Regions from separate parts of the Mus musculus genome. Here regions 1 and 2 are each linked to region 3. A link is a loop called in an ENCODE intact Hi-C map of the cell type or tissue named here. Cell type or tissue: heart. All regions are shown on one strand.

The links. Hi-C counts contacts between places; a loop is a spot of excess contacts. Peaks named below come from ENCODE experiments on the same cell type or tissue, not always from the same donor. Only the 100,000 strongest peaks of a DNase experiment are listed, where the experiment ranks them.
Region 1: it touches region 3 in a loop (10-fold over the local background); 23 of 42 quality-filtered maps call a loop at or near these places.
Region 2: a loop joins it to region 3, with 2.4 times the contacts of the local background. A loop is called at or near these places in 6 of 42 quality-filtered maps.

Annotation. Positions count from the first base shown.
Region 1 is chr5:115,233,802-115,241,801 of GRCm38, forward strand. Pop5 (processing of precursor 5, ribonuclease P/MRP family (S. cerevisiae)) reads left to right here and starts at 2,050. Exons shown (of 6, transcript NM_026398.4): 1 at 2,050-2,083; 2 at 4,023-4,268; 3 at 4,334-4,476; 4 at 6,361-6,510; 5 at 6,672-6,755; 6 at 6,838-7,171. The coding sequence starts at 4,249. The coding sequence ends at 6,950. Rnf10 (ring finger protein 10) reads right to left here. Exons shown (of 17, transcript NM_016698.2): 17 at 7,969-8,000. In heart, a CTCF peak has its summit at 4,153; DNase peaks (open chromatin) are centred at 1,710, 2,220, 4,190 and 5,187; H3K4me3 peaks cover 3,327 bases; H3K27ac peaks cover 2,042 bases; H3K27me3 peaks cover 276 bases.
Region 2 is chr5:115,161,488-115,169,487 of GRCm38, forward strand. Cabp1 (calcium binding protein 1) reads right to left here. Exons shown (of 6, transcript NM_001310712.1): 6 at 7,204-7,661. The coding sequence ends at 7,636. It overlaps Gm35465 (a long non-coding RNA gene), which reads left to right. Exons shown (of 2, transcript XR_387598.3): 2 at 3,689-3,968. Among named protein-coding and RNA genes, the nearest start is that of Gm35465, 6.0 kb to the left of the region's middle. In heart, CTCF peaks have their summits at 2,290 (motif pointing left), 4,055 (motif pointing right) and 4,968; DNase peaks (open chromatin) are centred at 84, 2,184 and 5,184; H3K4me3 peaks cover 1,082 bases; H3K27ac peaks cover 2,510 bases.
Region 3 is chr5:114,974,901-114,982,900 of GRCm38, forward strand. It overlaps Hnf1aos1 (a long non-coding RNA gene), which reads left to right. Exons shown (of 6, transcript XR_878697.3): 2 at 4,329-4,453; 3 at 5,260-5,399; 4 at 7,318-7,481. Among named protein-coding and RNA genes, the nearest start is that of Hnf1a, 7.8 kb to the left of the region's middle. In heart, CTCF peaks have their summits at 4,476 (motif pointing right) and 4,677; DNase peaks (open chromatin) are centred at 4,561, 4,861 and 4,881; H3K4me3 peaks cover 1,763 bases; H3K27ac peaks cover 1,663 bases.

The DNA of each region.
Region 1 (8,000 bases), 260 kb after region 3:
AAGATTCAGGGCTCCATCTTAGGTTCAGGAGGAAATGTTCTTTAGCATTCTCCCACACAGTGGTTCCCTAGAACCCTGGCCAGGCAAATAGAAACTACAATTTGACTTAAATTGTCTCCATACCCATTTCTTCTTTTCTTTTAAACAACAGCGGGGCTGGAGAAATGGCTCAGCGCTTAAGACCATTGGCTGCGCTTCCAGAGGACGAGGGTTAAACCCCAGCGGCTCACAACTGTGCAATTCCAGTTCTAGGGGACCTGACACTCACTCAGACACACATGGAGAAGGAACACTAATGTAAATAAAAATTGTTTAAAAAAATTAAAAAACAAGGGCTGGAGCGATGGCTCAGCGGTCAAGAGCACTGACTGTTCTTCCAGAGGTCCTGAGTTCAAATCCCAGCAACCACATGGTGGCTCACAACCATCTGTAATTCGATCTGATGCCTCTTCAGGTGTATCTGAAGACAGCTACAGTGTACTTACATATAATAAATAAATAAATCTTTGAGCCGGAGCGAGAAGGAAGCAAAGATTTAAAAAATTTTTTAAAAACAAGACATCATGTATATTTAAGAGGCATTTAACTATACAAATTATTTTAATGACTTAAAAAAATAAAAACAAACAAACAATCCAAAGGGAAAAAGAAACAAGTAACTAGGCTTAAGGATAGACTTAGAGGCGCACAGGGTAGTGGCTGCTTAAGGATAGACTTAGAGGCACACAAGGCACACAGTGGCTGCTGGGAAAACAGCCACGCAGGTTCAAGTGTCCTGGGCCAGCATCCTGTGTGGCTGCAGCATCTAGACTCTTTAAAAGAGACTCCCGCGATGCCAATGTGCCTGAGAAAGCATCAGGGCTGGGGGTGTATCTTGGCAGCAGAACCCTTGCCTAAGCACCCACAACATATTCCCCAGGACCTCAAAATAAAAGCACCCTAAAACTGGGCCTAGTAGTTCATGCCTTTCATCCCAGCCCCCCAGGAGGCAGAGATGGGTGGACCTTCCATGAGTTTTAAGGATAACAGGATCTACATAATGCCACACACACCTCCTGCCTCCTGCCGCTCCCATGTAATTAAATTTATTTAGGAGGAGGCACGTGTACACATACGGAGGTCGGAGAACACCTTTCTAGGGCTTCCTATGCCAGTCCCTGAGATCCAACTCAGATCTTGATCAGGGCTTGACCGCAAGCTCCCTTCCCCATCGTCTCACCTGACCCCTGATTGATCATTTTAGCAACTATCCCAACCTCTTCTTAGACAGTTATCTAAACTTTTAGTCTGATAACGGTTTCGTTAGTTGTTTCAAAGTAGGTTTTTGGAAGGCGTAGCCGGAGCTAACCTTTTGGGCCAGCAACGTAGCAGTGGGGGCCGACAAACCCAAAGTGTGGGGGGGGACCCCCAAACGCCCACTCACCCTGATCCGGCCCACGCACACCTGACCATCTGACCTGGGCTAGGCCCAGTCTTTCCATAACCACGGTAATAAATAGTAAGCGAAACCACCCCAGGATACAGGATGAGGGCGGTGGGTGATGAATGGGCTCGACGACGCACAGGTTTGGGCTCAGCGGGGATTAGGCTCCATCCCCGCGTGAGTCATGCCTGCGTAGGTCCGCCTCTCTAAGCCTCAGCCCCTTCCTCCGCCTGACGCCGGCCCACGACTCCCGCCCCCGCGCGGCGGGGACCCGGGTGATTGCAAACAGCCGCCGGCCTCATTAGGAGACGTGTAATTAGCGGCTGGCGGAGCCGAGGGCGGGGGCTAATTACCACCGGGAGAGGCTGCGACGACACGTCGCCGCCGCCGGCCCACCGGGAGGCGTCTGGCCCGCACTTCCCGGCTGGCCCGGATCAGGGTGCTTCCTCTGGGTGACAGCCGCTCGCCGTTGTTTGTTTATTAGGCACCCGCCCTCCCGTGCCGGTGCAATCCCACCTACACCTCCATCCTAATAATTCTTAATAATCGGAACTAGAAGGGGAAGCTCTGCTTTGGAGACGCGGTGTGGTCCCTGACAGCACCGGGCCGGAGGACGAAGACCGGGGATCCGAACCCACGCCTGTGGCTACGTTACAGCAGGTGGGCAGTGAGCATCGGAGTGGATCCGAGCAGGGAGTTTGGAGACCAATGCTTTCAAGGTTAAATTCTGGGCCTGGGCCCGGACCGCATCTATAAAATGGTCTCAGGGTTAGGATAAAGGCACTGGTGCTATTTTTAGAGAGTGGGGAGTGTGGCGAGCTACACAGTGGGCCTCTGGCACCCCCTACCGGCCGCTGGCTGTGGACGATGATTGCCTCTTGATTGCAATAGTGAATGGCAGTCTGCGAAGGGACATCTGTGGTCCCCTAAAGCTGTGGCTAAGAGAAGACTGAAAACTGATTTCGGATCTTGTAAATAGTCAGCTGTGAAATATAAGTCTTGCTTTACGTTACCACACCTGGCCAGGCGAGGCCATGACAGCTGTACACATAACGGAGGTCCTGAGAACCAACTTCCCAAAGTCGTCCTCTGATCGCCACCTCCGGCCGTGGCAAATACGCACCTCCACATTTCTACAACAAATAAATAAATCTAATTTTCAAAAATGACCCTGCTACAAAGCCAGGCACCAAGAAACCCAGGATAACAAGAAAATCTGTAGACAATGTGTATTAAGGCAATGCTGACCGACTTAGTGGTGCACTTAAAACATGCAATACCGAGCACGTGAGGAATGTCTGTAGCAGCACCGGCGACAGGAAAATAGAGTCAAGCAGCGGACTTACAGGCATGTTGCATGCTTAAAACATATATGTCCAGGCCAAGGCCTGGCAAAACCTATCTCTCCAGAAATGGGGATGATGGCTCCTTCCCACTAAAGGTTTTGGCAAGGGCCTGGGAATTTGGGGAGCACTGAACCTTATCTACATCTTAATAGGGTGGCAGTCACACAAATCCACCTCACTGAGTCACACCATTAAGAATATGCACTTAGGGCTGGTGAGATGGCTCAGTAGGTAGGAGCACCTGACTGCTCTTCTGAAGGTCCGGAGTTCAAATCCCAGCAACCACATGGTGGCTCACAACCATCCGTAATGAGATCTGACTCCATCTTCTGGATTGTCTGAAGACAGCTACACTTACATATAATAATAAATAAATCTTTAAAAAAATATGGACTTAGGGGCTGGAGTGAAGGCTCTTCTGAAGGTCCTGGGTTCAAATCCCACGTGGTGGCTCACAACCATCTGTAATGAGATCTGATGTTCTCTTCTGGTGTGTCTGAAGAAAGCTATAGTGTACTTAGATATAATAATAAATTTTAAAAAAGAATATGCACTTAACATGCAAGATAAATGAAGTGTAGCACACCCCTGTAGTCCTAGTCCTTAGGAGGCTGAGGCAGGATTGCTTTGGGCTCCAAGCTAGCCTTAGGTAGATAGAGTGGGACCCTGTTTTTTTTTTTTTTTTTTTTTTTTGTTTGTTTGTTTTTTAAATGCTGGGCAGTGGTGGCGCAGGCCTTTAATCCCAGCACTCGGGAGGCAGAAGCAGGCGGATTTCTGAGTTCAAGGCCAGCCTGGTCTACAGAGTGAGTTCCAGGACAGCCCGGGCTACAGAAAGAAACGCTGTATCAAAAACCCAACAACAACAATAATAATTTATCATTTATTAATCACACAAAGGTATTCAAGGGAATGGGCTAGAAAAACGCATTAAAAACCTTAACCCTCTGTTCTTCATTTTAAAACATAATCCTCTATTCTTAACAGAAAACAGAGGGCTGGGTGTGGTGGGACGCGTTGGTAATGCCAGCGCTTCGTAGGAAAAGGCAGGGGATCAGAAGTTCGGGGTCGTCTTGGCTACACAGTCAGTCTGGGGTTAGCTTGAGGAAAAAAAGAAACCAGGAAGAGAGGGAGGGAGGATACTATATTGTTTTTGGAAACCACTTGAAAAGAACTCCCCTCCACAAAACTGTCGAAATCCCCTCAAAGAATTCGCGTATTTGGCTGTATGGGAAAACCTGTGCTCTGACTTTTAGGTCCCAGATCGTGCGACACTCTCGGACTTTAAGTGCAGGGCTGACCTTAAACGTTCACTTGGGGGACTCTGAGCGCACAGAACTTGTGTGGAAAATCCCCAGCGCCGGCCGGAGGCGAACGCATGCGCTCTTACGCCCGCCGCGGGAGGCGGAGCGTGGAGATTGACAGGGCACGCTGCCTGTCCGAGCCTAGTGCCGCCTTCCTCCCGCATCCGGCGCGGACGCCATGGTGCGGTTCAAGCACAGGTAAGCAGCGCTGTCCCCGCGCCGTCCCCGCGACCCGGGCCGCGCTCACCCCGCTGTCGCCGCAGGTACCTTCTGTGCGAGCTGGTGTCCGAGGACGCGCGCTGCCGTTTGAGCCTGGACGACCGCGTGCTGGGCGGGCTGGTCCGCGACACGATCGCCCGGGTGCACGGGGCCTTCGGCGCCGCCGCCTGCTCCGTGGGCTTTGCAGGTACGAGGGCGCTGCGGATGCAGTGCGGGGCGCGCTTTGCCAGGGCGAGGCCCGGCCAGTGTGTCGCGTTTTGTACGATAGTGGAGGGTTCTAGAAAATCGGAGTGCGGCGGGTCGAAAACTGAACAGAAGGTGCCGATCGCGCAGTGGGACAAGGCAAAAAGTTCAATACCCAGCCCCCGGTGTGTGTGCCGGGGTGGGTTGAGTTGGGGGATTCCGTTTACTGCCCGTTTTAGTGGAAGATGGGTGTTGAATTCACTAGGCTAAATGAAAGTAGCCATGTAGAATTCCTAAGAGCCATGATTTGACAGGTCACGTTAGCACGTTTTAAAATGTCAAATGTATCCCTCAAAGTTTAAACCCGGCTGCGAGCTCGAACAGACTAGACAGTAATTCTCATATGGAAACGCAGGATGGAAGCTTTGTTTTTCTCAGAATGTCGCTTCTTAGTTTAGCTCCTAATTCCGCAAGCACACTTGAACTATGCAGAATCAAACATACATAAAACCACAAAGTTTTCTTGCTTTCGCTGAGCTCTACAGGAAAACAGGCGTTTCCCCGGCAAGGATTTTTTTTCCCCCTGCAGCGTTAATGTTAATTACGGTGGAGCTGGGCTCTCTCTCCATTCATTGACCTGAGTGGTCAGCGACTTCTTGAGGGCGGAAGGTTTCCCTTAACGTTTCCTTTCAAGCTGGGTGCTGCGGCCCATGCTTTTATCCTAGCAGTCCCCAGGGAGCAAAGGCAGGTTCCAGGCCAGCCAGGAAGTCCTAACTGGACTGTCTAAAAGCAGACAAAAACAAAACAAAAAAGCCACTTTCAAGAATGTTAGGTGGAGATGGAGAGAGGGCTCAGCGGTCTTTGGGAGAGGAAAGATTCCTATCTGAAATAGTCTGAAACTCCAGTTCCAGAGGACAACACCAGGCACAAATGTGTAAATACATGCAAGCAAAACAGCACACGATTACAAATCTTTAGTGTGGTGCATTGCCACACCACCTCTAGTAAGGATCTGTGTGACAAATTCCACAGGCTGAGGCGTTTGATCTCAAAAAGGGGAGACCTCCTGGAACAGGCTGTGGAACTCTTCACAGGAGAAAAATTATTGAGTCGTAGATCTTTTGGCTACTTATCAGTTTTATGTTTTCTATTCCTTTTCCTGTATATGAGGTGTTCCTGATAGCCTAGGTCAAGATCTTAAGCGAGTATTATGACTACAAAACCATCCCTTGAGATGGAGTCACTAAACATGACCTCATCTCCAGGAAAGACAGCACTTCTCTTTATAAATCATGTGTAAGATAGTATTAATAAATATAAACTTTCCCAACAATATTTTATATGGCTGCACCTGCGTCATCAGAAATAGGTTTTGGTATCTTGTTTAAGAAAGTATTATATAGGAAAAATTAAAACAGTTTAAAGAGCTACAGAACAGGGAACTGATCATAAAAATTCATTGGCATGTTTTTGGGAATTTGCCCCAGCCTCAGATGACTTTCGTATGTTTTACTGAGAACACCTTTCTTTGAAGTTGTGACTTGGATGATTTTGTATTTGATGTACCAGGTGGTTGTTATGTCTGTCCTATTTTGCTGTTTCACTGAACACAACTTTTCCGAGCTGAGCTGTAACACCTATTTCTCTAAGTATAAAAACCCTTGACGGAGAGCTGCAAAATACACGCAGATTCAGACTGCCTCTGTTTGTTTATCACCACCGAATCCTTAGCCACCTGACCTCGAGAACCCACATCCCAGGGACCCCTATCCCGGCTGGGGTGGTCCATGCCAGCACATCCTCCCATGTGACGTTTGCCTACGATAGGGTTTTTCTGTATAATTCTGTGAATTTTAATTTCTTTCCCAATTTCCCCTTCCTCCTGTAGTCCGATACCTCAATGCCTACACTGGAGTCGTGCTACTGCGATGCCGGAAGGATTTCTACCAGCTCGTGTGGTCAGCTCTTCCTTTCATCACCTATTTGGAGAACAAAGGCCACCGTTACCCGTGCTTCTTCAACACATTACACGTGGGAGGTACGGGTGGTGTGGATGGTGGCTGTTGTTCAGAGCAGTTGCCAGGTGGGTGGGTCTTGCTTCTATCCACTGAGAACAAGATGTTCCTCCCACCACCCACCCCCTGGAAGACGGTAACCGTTTCACAAGCCATTGTCCACAAAAGCTCTTTCATGTGCCAGGTACCATCAGAACCTGTCAGAAGTTCCTGATCCAGTACAACAGGAGACAGCTGCTGATCTTGTTGCAGAATTGCACTGACGAAGGTAAGCAATGCCAGGCCAGCGTAAGCAGGGACTGAGGCTCAGCGGGGAGGACGATGCCCTAGGACATCTTCCTTTGCTGTAGGAGAGCGGGAAGCCATCAAGAAGTCTGTCTCAAGAAGCTGTCTGCTGGACAGAGAGCCCGTTGAAGAGCTTTCAGACAGTGCTGGTGAGGAGGTTGCAGAAGCAATGGAGTGACCGTTTCCAGGCCCACTTGTGGGAACAGGACATTACAGGAGGTGACAGCAGCATCCCACAGTTCTCCAATGGAAATGACTGATAACCAGCACTCAGGTGACCAGCTTGAAGTGGAGGGCTTGCTGCCTTACCTTGCATCCATGGTTGTGAAGGCTCTGTGCAGACATTTCGGATGTAACTGCTTAGCTCAGGGGTGGAATAAACATTCCTAAACCATAAAATGTGCACTTGCCTTGAATGTGCTCCCCGTGTGGTTCGAGATGAGTTTTAAATGTTCCTAGACCCTTAATATAAGAACACATGTAAATCTGGGCTTGGTGGCATACCTCTGCAATCTTAACACCAGGTAGACAGACCGGCATATCTCTAGAGTTTGAGGCCAGCCAAGGTTCCACAGAGTGTTACAGGTGAGGTGGGTTCAAGCAGAAACACTGGTGAATAACCCCCAGCTATACTTACATAATCTAGCTCAGCACTGTGTCCTAGGACTGCAAATAGCAGGGGATCTCCAGTTTACCATGGCTCAGGTGCCTTTCAGCAGGCCCCAGTGAGGCATGAGTGTACTCCTGGCCTTGGGAGGCGGGCTGCTGTGAATAAGAAGCTCCCATATAGCTAAAGGCTGTGGTCCCAGCTGGAAGGATTGGGAGGTGCAGCCTTGTTGAAAGTGTCCCGGGTAGCTCTCTCTGCCTCCTGCCTGTCAGATGGTTTACAACTGACTCTGTCGCCTTTAAACAACGGGCACTTAAACAAGTTGGGCTCAGCTTCCAGCTCCTACACGGAGGCTCACAATCAAATGTAGAGTGACTCCAGTTGCAGGGGCCAACAGACAGGCATGCAAACACCCTTTCGGAGGCCTTTAAGAAAAAGGGGCTGTGAAAGGGCCAAACCTCTCTTGGTAAGAAGGGGAATCAACAGGCACAGCCTCTTCCCAGGAGAAAAACCTGCAGCAGAGCAGTGCTGTCCCACTGGATGAAGGAACTTAAGGGCTACAAATGAATATGCTTGTCGGGAAGGCGGCTCAAGTTGAGTGTCAATACTTTATTCTGGTGT
Region 2 (8,000 bases), 190 kb after region 3:
CCCAAAGCCAAGTTTCTTCACCTAGGTTCTCTTCGAGCCAGAGGGATCAGAGCCACCCAGAGAGGCTGAGGACCTGCCCATGGCACCTCAGCTTCCAGTCAGTGGGAAACTACCTGGGTCTTCAGCAGCAGCAGAAAGGAGGCTGGGCTGGCCGGCCTCTGCTGCCCTGCAGAGGATAGAACTCACAGAAGAGGCTGATAGGCCAGTGTGACTAGGGATGGGAACTTGGGCAAGTGGCTTCCCACCATGCCTGGTTTTCCTCTTCTGAGAAGTTAATTATCTCTAAGCTCACCACAGACTTCTGATAACCGATTTTAACTGTGTTAACTGATAAGAATGCATTGGATTTTTTTTTTTTTTTTTTTTTTTAAAGAAAGGATCCTAATTCCAGCACTTGGGAGGCAGAGGCAGATGAATTTCTGAGTTCGAGGCCAGCCTGGTCTACAGAGTGAGTTCCAGGACAGCCAGGACTACACAGAGAAACCCTGTCTCGAAAAACAACAACAACAACAAAAAAAAAAAAAAAAAAAAGAAAGAAAGAAAGAAAGAAAGAAAGAAAAAAAGAAAGGGTCCCATGTATCCCAGGCTGAGCTCAACTTGTTCTGCAGTTGAGGGTGACTTTGAACTCCTGCCTTTCACCTCTGGAGTGCTGGAACTGCAGACACACTCCACCACTGTCAGTTTCCAGAGTGCTGGGGATAGAACCCAGGGCTTTGTGAGTGTGAAGAAAACACCTCAACCTACCTAGCTGGGTCTGTGCACCCAGCACAGAGGGCAAGCTTGCTTGCTTTTTTTTTTTTTTTTTTTGTACTTGGGGGCAGGGTCTTGCCTGTAGCCCAGGCTGGCCTGGAACCTGTGACCTCCTGTCTCACAGCCTCCTATATGCTGAGATCAGAGGAGTTTGCTGTCACCTGTCCCTGTACCACAGGACACTCCCGTTAGGAGAGCTTAAAGCTGTGGTGTGGGCTTCAGTCCTTCTAAGACAAGAGGGAGACCTTTAAGCCTAGCTCAAAGAAAATCTCAGGCAGAGAGAACTGTATGTGTAAAGGTTTTGAGCCACACTCTCTAAGCACCATGCACGGGCTCGCTCTTTCTTTTCTTTTCTTTTCTTTTCTTTTCTTTTCTTTTCTTTTTTTCTTTTTGAGGGTATCACTATAAAGCCTTGGCTGGCTTTGAACTCACAGAGATCTGCCTGCCTCTGCCTCCCTAATGGCCCTTCCTTCCTTCCTTCCTTCCTTCCTTCCTTCCTTCCTTCTATCTGTATGCATAACTGTAGGTACATCATGTTTGCCTGGTGCCTTCAGAAGTCAGAAGAGGGTGTTGGATCCCCTGCAACCGGGGTTACAGACGGTTATGAGCCCTTATGTGGGTGCCAGATAACCCAAGCCCTGGCCCTGTACCCAGGGCCTGTACAAGAGCAGTAAGTGCTCTTAACTGTGGAGTCATCTGTCCAGCCCCTAAAGGAGCTAGTTCCTTGTAACTGCCCACCCATAAACTGGGTATGGCTAATAATCACGAATGAGGCTAAAGGAAGGCCTATTAGTTCTCCTGGCATAGCTGTGACCAAAATGCCAGATGGAGTAACGCCAAGTAGAAAAGGTATAATATAGTCTGGCTCGTGGTGATGGGGGTTAGCCATGGTTGCTTAGCCCCACAAATTTTGGGACACCATCATAGTCTAGGGAACGTGGTGTGTTGACAAGCTTCCTCACCCTGTGGTGGAAGCAGGAAGCAGGGAAAAAGAATACAGAATGGACTATGCGCCCCCCCCGCCCCGCCCCCCGCCCTGAACTACTTTCTATTGCCCCGCCCCCAATTCCCATCACTTCCAGAAGAAGGGCTGCCAGCAGGCAGGACCAAGTGTTGTATATCCTGTGGGGAGCATTTTCTATTCCAACCCAAACTCAGAACCCGGTCCTCATTCTACAAGCGATAGTGGGCCGGAAGCAGGATCAGGTGACAGACACCTCCGCAAGGAGTGCGGGGACAGCGCGCGTGTGCAATCTGAACCTGCCAGGTACCTTGCAGGACCCTGAGGTCTGAACTATTTCCAGACATTTGAGCCAGAGCCCAGATTTGAGTGAAGATGAGTTCGTCACTGCCAACGGGAGGTTCCTGTGCGGGTGTTAATCCCACTGGGGCTGGAGAGATGGGTCAGTGGTGAAAAGTTCTCGAGGCTCTTGCAGGGAGTTTTGGTCCTCAGCACCCAGGACAGACAACTCCCAGACAACTCCCAACCCACTGTTTAACTCCAGCTCCAGGGGATCTGATGCCCTCTTCTGGCCCCTGTGGGCACAGCACTCACAACATGCCCAGACACCCACCCACACCCCCACGCATGCGTGCATGTACACACATACATATAATTTTTGGGGGGAGGGGGTGTTTCGAGACAGGGTTTCTCTGTATAGCCCTGGCTGTCCTGGAAATCACTCTGTAGACCAGGCTGGCCTCGAACTCAGAAATTCACCTGCCTCTACCTCCCAAGTGCTGGGATTAAAGGCGTGCGCCACAACTGCCCGGCTATAATTTTTAAAATTTAAAAGTCGGGGCTGCAGAGGGTGGTTAAGACCTACTCTTGCAAGGTCTTTGGGTTTGCTTCCCAGCATCCACAACCCTCTATTTTCAGTCCCAGGGGATCCAACACCATCTTCTGGCCTCTGACAGTGCCAAGCATGCACGTGCTACTCATATATGCACACGGGCAGGCAAAGATTCATACGCATAAAATAAAATCTTTTTAAAAAAATATTTATTTTTTTTAAAGATTCATTTATTTATTATATGTAAGTACACTGTAGCTGTCTTCAGACACTCCAGAAGAGGGAGCCAGATCTTGTTATGGATGGTTGTGAGCCACCATGTGGTTGCTGGGATTTGAACTCCTGACCTTCGGAAGAGCAGTCGGGTGCTCTTACTCACTGAGCCATCTCACCAGCCCTTATTTATTTATTATATGTAAGTACACTGTAGCTGTCTTCAGATACCCCAGAAGAGAGCATCAGATCTCATTATGGATGAGCCATCATGTGGTTGCTGGGATTTGAACTCACAACCTTCAGAAAAGCAGTCGGCACTCTTAAACACTGAGCCATCTCTCCAGCCCAAATAAAATCTTTTTAAAAGGATAATAAATCTTGGGGGCTGGAGAGGTGACTTGGCGGTTAAGAGCACTGACTGATCTTCCAAAGGTCCCGAGTTCAATTCCCAGCAACCACATGGTGACTCACAATCATCTGTAATGGGATCCAACGTGCTTTTCTGATGTGTCTGAAGACAGCTACAGTGTACTCATATAAATAAAATAAATCTTGAAGAAGGAGAAGGAGGAGGAGGAGGAGGAGGAGGAGGAGGAGGAGGAGGAGGAGGAGGAGGAGAAGAAGAAGAAGAAGAAGAAGAAGAAGAAGAAGAAGAAGAAGAAGAAGAAGAAGAAGAAGAAACCTTTCAAAGTGAATTTCATGACTGTCTTTCCATCCTTTTTTTAAAAAAAGGTTATTTATTTTATTTATATGAGTACACTATTGCTCTCTTTAGACACACCAGAAGAGAGCATAAGATCCCATTACAGATGGTTGTGAGCCACCATGTGGTTGCTGGGGATTTAACTCAGGACCTCTGGAAGAGCAGTCGATGCTCTTAACCACTGAGCCATCTCTCTAGCCCTTTCCCATCCTTTTTCCTGCAACAGGAAATCACACTGAGGCAAGAAGACTCTCCGGAGAAGGCAAACATAACAGGAGGTACAGCATTAATAGTGAACACTGTGACAGGGGCCACCGGGTGTACTTACAGGCACAATCCCAAGGGCGTCCTGTATACATCTTCCCCCAGTACCCACGGGATAAGCTTCAGAACTTGCCGCTCCCATCACAGAATTCATGAAACCTCAAGATCCCCGCAGAAAACGACAACAGTTGCCCACATAACCTACGGACTTTTCCTAAGAGTTTTCAGTTTTGTTGTTTGTTTGTTTGTTTGTTTTTTTCTTCTTCAGCTTTGTGTATGTGTCTCCGTGTTGGTTTGTGCTCATGAATTCAGTGTCTGTGGAGGCCAGCAGGGGGCACCAGATCTCGCGGAGCTGCAGTTACAGGCAGTTGCGAGCCGTTTTTGGAATTTGAACTCAGGTCTTTTAGAAGGACAGTACCGACTCTTAATTACTAAGCAAGCCATCTCTCCAGCTCCTACATCTTTGTTTTAGTTATATTTTTAACCTGTGGTGGTGGTGGTGGTGGTGGTGGTGGTGGTGGTGGTGGTGGTGGTGGTGTGTGTGTGTGTGTGATTATGTAGTTTAGGCTGCCCTCCAATTCACAACCCTCCCTCCCTTCTCCATTTCCTGAGTGCTGGAATTATAAGCGTGTGCCACTAGGCCCAGCTCTAAGGTGACACTTGGAGCTGTCCCAGAAGGGGTATTAGAGGAGTGCCCTGGGTAGCAAAAGGAGCCCTTGCCTAGGAAAATGCATCTTGGTTCTAGAAGTCATGGAATTCTGATCCTTAAAATATCCAGGTGGGTGGGAGGAGCCAAAATGCAAGGGCGGAGCTAAGATGCAAGGGAAGGGCTTAAAGTGCAAGGGAGGGGCTAAAGTACAAGGGCGGAGCTAAAACGCAAGGGAGGAGCCAAAATGCAAAGGAGGAGAGAAGATCCAAGGAGAAGCTACATTGCAAAGGCGGAGCTAAGATGCAAGGGCAGGGCTAAAGTGAAAGGACAGAGCTAAGATGTAAAAGTGGAGCTAAGTGGCAAGGGCATAGCTAAGATGCAAGGGAGGGGCCCCAGGCTTCAGAGAAGAGACCTACTCCCTGGCTTCTTGCCTAAGTACTCAAAAGTCCTTTCAGCAGGACCGGACTGTTTTCTCTAGTCCCTTTGTCACAGCTGCTGTGTTTATGATTTTAAGAGGCCACACACTAGGCATGGAGCTGTCCTAGCTCACTGTGTGCTCTGCTCTCTCCTTGGCCGGTTTCTGGAGGGCTCCCCCTGCCTGCTCAGGGAGCTGTCTACAGAGGCCCTTTCTCTTCAAATCGCCTCACAAAGCCATTACATTTCTGAAATGCACTGATCTGGAGTCCCTGGGCAGAGTTAAGCCAGTACAGGAGAACTGTAGGCCCGAGTGAGGCACAGAGCCAAGGGCTTAGTGTCAGAATTGGATTATTAGAATTTGGAGCTTCCAGCCCTGCTGGCCTCTGGGACGTGGAGATTACCCAGGCGTGTTTGGCTGGGGGCCCACTGGCCTTGCCACGTTTCCTGCCAGGTCTAAGTGTCCTCCCTCAACTGTGACACCTGGGGCACAGAGTGCCCTCTCCCTCCCTCTCCCCACTCTCTCCTTTAGCCCTCCCTCCTGCCTCAGGTGCCTGGAAGCACACCTGTATCTACCTGGCTGGAACTTACCGTGGAGTTCGTGGCCCACGGTTAGCATTGGAATCTTCTGAGATTTGGTTAAGGACGGAAAATGACAGTCCTAACCCCTAGGATGGCATCAGAATCAGGGGTGGATTCCAAATGGGTGACTGAGTGAGTCCTCAGGTAGGCTGGTGAGCTGGCTCATTGGGTGAAGGCTCTTGCTGCCAATCCTAACAACCTGAGGGCCAGGAACCACATGGTAGTAAGAGAGCTGACTCTCAAACGCCATCCTCTGGCCTTCCTGCACACACCCACAGACATGCACACGAGATAAATAAACACATGTAACTAAAAAAACCCTTGCCGTGAGTCTTTAACATGCTGTAGGAGGGAAATAAAGACTTGCAGGACTCTAACTAATCCCCTGTCCACCCAAGTATGCTCCAAGCCTGTCCAAGATCCCAAACAACTCCCAAACATCTCTAAGATCCTTCAACCCATCAGTTGTGGACACTAAACCCACTGATTACAGTGGCTCTCTTTTGCCAGGTCGCAAAAGTCAGGGCACTCTGCAAATGACAGAAGCCAATGGTCCCCCATTGTAGACTCGCCTCATTAAACACAGGAAACAGGTTCCAAGAGGGCACACACTGGCACACGACTACCCAGAGTCACACAGTAAACAAACCCAAGGCCTAACTGCCAACAGAGCGGCTGCCTGTCTTGGATCATCACACACAGTGAGGTTTCCTCCAGGGCAAAGCCCTTGACACCACTTCCTCTCACCTCTCTGGGGCTGGCTAGGCCTCTTCATGCCCTGCTTCCTGTCTGTGCAGGGTCTGCTTCCGGTCTGCTTCCGGTCTGCTTCCCTCCATGCAGGGTCACGCTCTGTAATCAGCTCTGAATGTGTTTCCAGCATGTCTGTCTCCCTGACCAGCCTGGAGTCTCCTGGCACTCAGGAGGAGATATGGCCCCTGCTAGGTGCTTCCTTCCCCAGTACACACCTCCTCCTCAGACCACCTTGTCTTTCCTGCCCTCTGTTAGAAGGAAATAAGGGCGATCTATGGCAGAACGCTTGCTTGATCCACTCCACCGCATAACCAGGTGCCATTTTGCACTCGTGTAACACCAGCCCTCCTGAGATAGGGGCCTGTGTGTGAAGAATCAGAGGATTAAGGTCAAAGCTGGAGAGATGGCTCATAGGCTAAGAGCACTGGCTGCTCTTCCAGAGGACGTAGGTTCAATTCCTAGCACCCACATGGCAGCTTATAAATTATCTGGTAACTCCAGTAACATGGGACCCAGGGCCTCTTCTGGTCCCATGAGCACCAGGAATGTACACAGTGCAGAGTCATACACACAGGCAAAATGCCTGTCCTCATAAATAATAATAGTAGCAATAATAATAATCATAATAATAGTGAAGTTATTCGTTATTCATGGGTTGGTGAGAGGCCAGCTAGAGACTTAGCCAAGAAACAAAGAACTGGATCTTACTGGAAGAGCCGCCCAGCTTAATTGCCACAGCAGTCTTCTTAGAAGAGGCCACGTTTCCAGGGTGGTGGGCCTTTGATCACAGCACCCAGGAGGCAGAGGCAGGTGGATCTCTGAGTTTGAAATCAGCCTGGTCTGCAGAGCAAAATCCAGGACAGCCAGGGCAATGCAGAGAACCCTTATCTCGAAAACCCACCCACCCATACCCACAAAGATGCCACATTTCCAGCCTATGTAATATACTAGAGCGGAAGTCTCTGGATAAAGAGCACTCAGTCAATGTATGTGGCATGTAAGAAAACCCACCCAGTTCTGGGAGTGCAGGAGATTCTGGGAAAAGGTGAATATCGGGCACAAAGCAAGGACCACCCTCTCTGTCATTCTCGGTTTTTTTTTTATTGGTTCTGAGATCAAAGGGCTAGGCGAGCTGGGACGGGCATCAGGAAGGCGCTGAGAGGCTCTGCCCTGGGGCACACATGCTGTGTGGGGTCTGCTGGCCGGCTCCCTGGCCCACCCAGCCAGCCAGCAGCGGCTGGGCACATGGCACTTGGTGCCTTGCATGTCCTCTACCGGCTTGGCACTGTGGCCTCCTCGCCGGCGGGCGCCCCCTTTTTCCAGTTGCAAGAGTTGTGAGTCTTTCACAGTGCGGAGGGGTGGGGGGGTCCGGGGTGGGCACCTCCCCAGGGTGCAGGCAGGCCCCATCCGCCAGTACATCCTGGGCTTTCGGCAGCTACTGCGGGGGTGAGGCGAGCTCAGCTCTTCTCCCCGCCTGTGGGAGTTGGCAGACCTGGAGGAGCCCCTCGGGGGCCTCAGCGAGACATCATCCGGACAAACTCTGGGAGGGGACAGAAACGGGTGTAGAGAGTGGCAGTCAGAGCCAGCAAAGGACATTGGGGCCGGGCCCCTCCTCATCACCCTTGCTTCGAGGCTGCGCTGTCCCCACCTCCACACTCCATCTCTGTAAGGAAGCTCTGGGGGCTTCTGGTCTGCAAGTCTGACCCATGCAGACACCCCCCCGCAGCTCCTCCCTAGTGGGTGGCCTCACAGCCTGATATTTCCAGCACAGTCCCCTGGGTATATCACAGTTTTATGGGTTTTTGTTTATTTGGTTGAGTTTTTGTTTATGTGTGTGTGTGTGTTTTGTTTTGTTAATCCATTCACTTACAGAGGAACA
Region 3 (8,000 bases):
ACTATGAACTCTGGCTGTCCTGGAACTTGCTATGTAGACCTGACTGGCCCTAAACTCACAGAGATCTGTCTGCCTCTACTTCTGGAGAGCTGGGATTAAACATAGGAGTCACTGTTATTTATTTGTTTGAGATAGATCTCTAGTGTAACTAATTTTTTTAAAGGTTTATTTATTTTATATATAAGTACACTGTAGCTATCTTCAGACACACCAGAAGAGGGTGTCAGATCCCATTACAGATGGTTGTGAGCCACCATGTGGTTGCTGGGAATTGAACTCAGGAGCATTGGAAGAGCAGTCAGTGCTTTTAACCACTGAGCCATCTGTTTTTGTTTGTTTTTGTTTTTGTTTTTTTGAGACAGGGTTTCTCTGTATAGCCCTGGCTGTCCTGCAACTCACTTTGTAGACCAGGCTGGCCTCGAACTCAGAAATCTGCCTACCTCTGCCTCCCAAGCACTGGGATTAAAGGCGTGCGACACCACTGCCCGGCAAGTTTTTGTTTTCAATGACAAGATTTCACTAAGTACTTGAGGTTGGTCTCAAATTCAGACTCCTGCCTCAGACTCTCAGTTGATAGTATCATAGGCATGTGCCACCATGCCGGACATTATTTTAATTTAAAAACTTTGTAATCAGATGGAAGGAGGAGGATCAGGAGTTTAAGGCAAATTTCAGCCACATAGTTAACTTGAGGCTAGCTTGGGCTAGAGGTGGGACCTTGTCTCCAAACAGACAGTAAAGTCAATAAAGACAAAAAAAAATCTTTTCTCATTCCTTTCTCACTGTTTAATTTTGGTTCTGTTTTCTACGATGTGACCGCTGCCTCATGTCCCTGCCTTCTTCACTGTGATGGGTAACCCCCACCCCCAACGATGAACCAAAATAAACCCTTCTCTCCCTAGGGTCTGCTCTGACAGGTGTCAATCACAGGGACAAGTAGAATAACTAACCAGGCAATGCTAACTGGCTGCTCGTTTTCTGGAATGTGAGCCACAGGAGGGTAGGCTCTTCTCTGATTCATTCACTGATGTAGTCAGAGCCTGGGAATATGCTATAGAACACCTAAATGTAAGATGCTCAATAAATATTTATTAAATCAATCTCATTACAACTAACCATGTTTTGTGTGGGTTTTTTTTTATGGTGTGTTCTGTGCAGATGTGGGGTATGTATAGCGCGTCTATGTGTGTGTGTGTGTGTGTGTGTGTGTACATACTATATATAAATTGTGTGTGTGCATTGTGGAGTGTGCTTATGTGTATGTGGTGTATACGGGGTATGCTTATGTGTATACGGTGTGTGTGTGCTGTGTGCATGTAAGGTGTGAGTGTGTATTTGTGTGTGTGTTGTGTGTGGTAGTGAAGTCCAATCTACTCTGTGATTTGAATATTTTCTTCATAGTTTGGAAAACCACACACACCAGTGCAGCAGTGCCTCTGGTCTGCAGCCTCATTGAGAGCTTCATGTCTTCATTTCCGGGGCGGACTATCCGGAGTGAAGTTGCTGGGAAATGGAGCATGGCCCTCTCCTGCCCTGCTGCCTTCCTCCACGGCTCAGTGAGAAGGCGTCGTGGCTAGCTGCTGGGCTTTCCTGGCCCTCCTGGATTTTCCAGCCTCTAGAGCTTCTGTCATGCACTGGGTTTTCATAACACTTCTGAGTTCTGTTATAGCTCCATTCTGCAGAGGAGAAAAAGAGAGGCACGGGGCGGGGGTTGGGGTGTTCAGTGAGGATCAGAGTCCTTCAGAGCTGGGGTCTAGGGTGGGCAGCTGCCTTTGAGAGCCTGGTGCCCTCTTCCCAGGGTCTGGCATTGTTTCTTGATCCATGCTATTACCAGGGAGGAGACTGTATGCTTTTCTTTTGTGGCTTCATGCTTTGGCAGCTGCCTAGTGGCTGGAGCAGGAGCCTAAGGGCTCAACCTCGGGCAGTGAGTGGTGGTGGCTTTTTTTAATCTCAAAGTCTGACCTGCAGCAAGACTGTACCACCCAAACCTCCCCCAAATGATGTCACCAATAGGGGGCCAAGTGTTCCAAAGCCTAAGAGGGATGTGTCTTGTTCAAACCACCACACAGGGTCTCACTATATACTCCTATCTGGTCTGGAACTCACCATAATGAGACTGGCCTTGGGCCTAAGGTAAGCCCCCTGTTGCTGTTTTCAAGGGTCTGGTCCCTTGAAGCTGGTGTTATAGCCAAGTGTGAACCACCTGACTTATGTGCTGGTAATTGAACTCAGGTCTTTGGTAGGAAGGCTTAACCAGGCTGGAGAGATAGCTCAGTGGTTAAGAGCACTGACTCTTCTTCTGAAGGTCCTGAGTTCAAGCCCCAGCAACCACATGGTGGCTCACAACCATCTGTACAGCTGCAGTGTACTCATATAAATAAATTAATTAATTTAAAAGAAGAGGGCTTAACCACTATGCTGTATCTGTAGCACCAACGTTCTCATTTTTTTCACTTGATATATAATCACTATTCATATTGGCGCTCAGTGTGCTAATTTTGGTTTTTGTTTTGTTTTGTTTTGTTTTGAGAGAGAGTTTCTCTGTATAGCCCTGGCTGTCCTGGAACTCACTCTGTAGATCAGGCTGGCCTCCAATTCAGAAATCTTCCTGCTTCTGACTCCCGAGTGCTGGGATTAAAGGTGTGCACTGCCACATGTATATACATCTTGGGGTTTTTAAACCCTTATAAGCAAAAAAAAAAAACAAAAACCAAACAAACAAACAAACAAACAAAAAAACCCAAGAGGCTTAACACCTAACAATTACTGTACGAAAATACAATTGAAAGAAAGAAAAAAAAAGCTTCAGTTATTCTCCCTCCCCCTACTCTTTGAGACAAGGTAGCCTGATGTAGCCCAGGATATGTATCAAGGATAACACTGTGTATCAAGGATAACATTGTGCTCCTCACCCCGCCCCCCCCCTCACTGTGTGCCGGGAATATTTATATAGTCTCTAAGGGCTTTGTACAAACTAGATAAAAACTATTGGGTGACCACTTCTGCAGCCCTATTTTATGCATTTTATTTTGTTGTGTTAGGACAGGTTAGGGTTAGGGTCTAGCTATCTGGCTGGCCTGGAACTCACTCTGTAGACCAGGACGTCCTGCCTCTGCATCTGAGTGCTGGGAGCAGAGACACGGCCTGCTTTGTTTGTCTTGTCTTGTTTTCCTTAACACCTGTAAGGATGTCCTAGCTAAGTACCATTGTGCCCATAGACTGGACACAGCAGCTCTGATCCTGGCATTAGATTAGAATCTACCACCTTCATTTCCAGCTCTGTGACCATATTTGCATGCAGTTTGCCAGTTCACTCTGTATCAAAAGGGCCATAAAGCTGGTCTCAGGAGGAAGTTATAGCGTGTAAATAAGGAATAAAAGTTGCTTCCTTGACCAGACTGAAGGGGGGCAGGGCACGACTGTGGTTTTTTGGTTTGTTTGTTTGTTTTCTTGTTGTTATTTTGTTTTGTTGTTTTTTGCAAGGCATCCAGACAGGTGTGTCTGTGTTACCGGCTAGATCTCTCTAAGATCCTTCTAGGATCCATGGTTCGGGAACTTCACCTTTCCAGGGTCTCCACAGACATAGTAAATGTTAAAAAAAACAGCTGTGCAGGTTTAATCCCAAACGCTGGGATTAGAGGCCTGCGCCACCACTGCCTGGCGACATATTTCTTAAATTATTTTTTGTGACCAAGCAAGAGGGATGCTGGGTCAGCCATCCCAGAGTTGCCTTGCCTTTAACTCACTGCTCCTTTGGATCTGTGCCCAAAGCTCGTTCCTGGCGCTCATCCACGCACAATTTTCTGAGCCCGAGTTCTGAGCGCATCTCTGCAGCAGGGTTCTCACCCGCTCTCACAACCGGGTGCAGATCCAGGAACGAACACATCCAACAGGAAAGAGAACTGAGGTGTGCCTGGCCCTTGAAAAACATTCCTTTCTTTCTCTCTTTCTTTTTTTAAGATTTATTTTATGTATATGAATACACTGTAGCTGTACAGATGGTTGTGAGCCACCATGTGGTTGCTGGAAATTGAACTCAGGACCTCTGCTTGCTCTGCCCCAAAGATTTATTTATTATATGTAAGAACACTATAGCTGTCTTCAAAGGCACCAGAAGAGGGCGTCAAAGCTCATTACGGATGGTTGTGAGCCACCATGTGGTTGCTGGGATGAGGACCTTTGGAAAGGCAGTCAGTGCTTACCCACCGAGCCATCTCACCAGCCCTGAAAAACATTTCCTATTAATTGTATATTGTGGGGTGAACGTGTGGAGGGCAAAGGACAACTTGCGAAATCCAGCTATCTCCTTCCACCACCTTCTTTCTCAGATTTTTCTCGAAGGTGTGTATTCAATCCAATGAGACGTGAACGCAGGGAGAGCGGGACAACTGTATGCAGCTCTGACCTGGACGCAGACAAACTCGGAGCAGGAAAAACAGCGTGGGCTGAGCAGGTTCGGTGTCCTTCCGCGTGGATGCAATCTTCTTCTTTAGCAGTAGAGGGCGCTCGACCTCCACGCGCCACAGCTTCCTGCCATTCCTGCCTAAGAATTCTCCAGTCAGGGGAAATTTTGTTCAGATCCACCCACTTTATTCCTGGTTGAGACTCCCCGCTCCGTCCAAATGGCAGAGAATCTCTTGTCTGAGCAAAACACTTCAGGCAGCCTTGCCAGGATCTCACCTGCTTTCCCTGCTCCGCAGGTGCTGTTAGGAGACAATCTGGTTCTCACAAGCCAAGAGCTCGGGGACATCTATGATACTGAGATGCCAATCAAAGTTGGCCAAACAGTGAAACGAGGGCTGGCAACACTCGCTGGATAAAGGGATTGCTATGCAAGCGTGAGGGCCCGAGCTGGGATCCCTGGCACTCATGAGGACACCTGGGTGTGGCTTTGCGTATCTGTAACCACAGAGCAGGCGGAGACCGGAAGGATCTCCGGGCTCACTGGCCAGCAATCTATTAGAAAGAGTGAGCTCCAGGGTCAGTAAGGGACCCTGTCTCAGAAACTAGTGGAGAGCATGATAGAAGACACCCTCCACCAACCTCTGGCCTTTTCCTGAGCCTGGAACACACGGACGCACGCATGCGCATAAACACACACTGAACTAGGGCTCAGGGACCTGTTGAAGGCACCATTGGCTGGAAGAGCCCCGAACTGGGCAGACAATATCAGGCTTTGCAGATCCCGTGGCTCCCCTGAGCCTGTTTCCTTATCTGTCCGGGAAGGACGGTGTGTCTAATACATGGAAATTATTGCAGAATTACCACTTGCAATCCTGAATCTTACCTAGAAGAAGGCAGAAACTTCCAGAGCGGTACCGCGTGGAAGCCTGGCATCAGACTGCCCACTGTAGGAAACCTCCCAGCTCCATCCAGTGCCTACAGGAGCTGGGACACAGGTACCGGCGGATAAGCCTCCTCCCCCACTCGCCACCAGGGTTGAGCCTATGTATGGTCCCTTACTCTGACAAAGCTTCTCCGTGCTTCAGGGACTTGACCCATCCCGGGCTGAGTCGCCCTCCCCTTCCCAGGCCGGATGTTTGTGCCCGCCTCTCCACAGCTGTTTATTAAATCCTAATTCCTCTTGTAGACCTGAAAGGGGTAGAGCCAGCGAGGGGAGGGGCTTAATGTCCTTACCTCCCTCTCCCCCACCCCTCAAAAAAAAAAAGTTCTGAGAGAGCTTGTCTGCTCCTCCAGGAGCAGACAAGGGGCCTGCGAGTGCAGCCCAAGTCAGCTCAGAAAGCTACAGTAATTTAGTATCATCAGGTATTGCGCCTAGCTGTGTGTAAGAGAAAACCCAAGGTCAGGGTGGTATTCCAAATCCGGCCTAATTTCTTTCAGAAATGGCACTGGGGGGGTCCCACACAATGTTTCCACTACCCTTTTACCCTACTATCTTTGTGGGTAGACAGGCTCTAGATCCCAGGAGACCTGTGGGGCTTCCACCTGCCTGCCAAGGGTCTGAGCTCACTCATTTGCATATATTATATTCTACTATATTACTATAAATTATATATTTTATATTATATGCATATATAATGTAAATATTATTTTTTATATATTAAGCCAGGTACAATGGTGGATTCCTATAATTTCAGCTACTCAGAAAGCTGAGGCAGGAGGATTGCAAGTTGGAAGCTCAAGTTGGAGCAAGGCAGCCTATATAAACAAGGGCTATATAAACAAGACTTTGGCTCAAAAGGGGGGGGGGAGTAAAACAAAGGAAGCGGGGAAGCTCTTGAAACAACTGAAAAACAGTTCAAGGTCTGAATAGTGAGAGGTTTTTAATCTGAATCAGAATTCTCCATTGTCAGGCTGAGGATGTATGTAGTCCATGGCCTGCCTGGAATGTGCAGAGCCCAGGGTCCAACCTCCATAGGGCTATACACTGGGCAGGGCCTATAAACCCGGCATTCAGGAGGTGGGGGGAGGAACATCAGCATTTACTGAGGGTCATCCTGACGCCTGGGATGCATGAGACCCTGTTTCTAAACCAAAAGAATTCACAATGCTGTCCCCTATAATAAATTAATTGGCTTTTTCTTTTCTTTTTTCTTATTTCCTCCTCCTCCTCCTCTTTTTCTTCCTCCTCTTCCTTGTAAGGTTTCACTGTGAGGCCCTCGAAATCCCCCTGCCTCAGCCTCCCCATAGCTTTGACTTACCACCTCACTCTCTGGCATCTCCGTCAGAAGATCTTGAACTCAGTAAGAGTTTCCTCAGGTGCCAGGCAGTAGTGGCACACACCTTTAATCCCAGCACTTGGGAGGCAGAGGCAGGCAGATTTCTGAGTTCGAGGCCAGCCTGGTCTACAAAATGAGTTCCAGGACAGCCAGGGCTATACAGAGAAACCCTGTCTCAAAAACAAAAACCAAAAAACAGTCGATTTGGGGCTTGAGGTTCCAGAGTCGATGACGGTGCAGTGGAGGTGGCAGGCAGCAGGCAGGGCCAGCAGCAGCCCAGAGTTCACATTTTGAACCTAAAACAGGATGAAGAATGCTAACTGGTAATAGCCATTAGAAACCTCAAAGGCAGCCCCCAGGGCCACACTTCCTCCAGGAAGGCCACACCACCTAATCCTCCCAAGTAGCCACCAACTGGGGACCATGGATTCAAACCAGCGCATCAAGTGAGCCAGAGGATGCGACCCCCGACCCCCGGGGCCAGCTTCACCCAGAGAGTCAGCTCCACTCAGGGTCACAGGCTACCTCCTCTCCTAGACGCCACTCCAAAGAGCCCGTACCTGTACCGCCCTCACAGACCTAACTCGGAACCAATCAGAGGATGATTGACAAGTTTTTTTTTTTTTTTTCCTCCGAGTGGAGTTGCTTCAGCGCCACCTCCCTGAACTTGTTAACCGAGCAAATCCTCCAGGCTCAGCTCCAGCCGCCAGATCAGAAGCCCTGGAGGTGGCCCTGCAGTTTCCAAAAGCCCTCGAGGGTTTCCGGATGTGTTTCTCCGTGGGAAACTTCCACCTTTCAAAGGTCTATGGCTTCTTTTGTTGGTTTTCATTTTCGTTTTAACAAAAAAAAAAAAAAAATTACTTAGGCAGAGTGGTGATTGGAGGCAGAGGCAGGGGCATCTCTTTGAGTTTGAGGCCAAGCCTGGTCTACAGAAGGAGTTACACGACAGCCAAAGTTACACAGAGAAACCCTGTCTAGAAAACAAACATACAAACAAACAAAAAAACCAAACAAACTGTATTTAGTGCAGCAGGGTGGGGGGTGGGTGGGGGGGGGCGTGCATATGGGAACAGGACCACAGCCTGTGGAAAAAGGTTCTCACGGGCCACCAGATAGGTCCTGGGGATTGAACGCAGGTCTTCATGCTTGACAGCAAGCGCCTTTATACCCACTGAGCTGCCTTGCCAGCCCCTGGTTTGTTTGTTTTTGTTTTGTTTGAGACAAACTCTCAGTATGTAGCCCAGGCTGTCCCAGGCGCTAAAGTGACAGGTGTAAGCTGCCATACCCCCTTGTGACTGCAGGTATGATGAAATTCCGTTT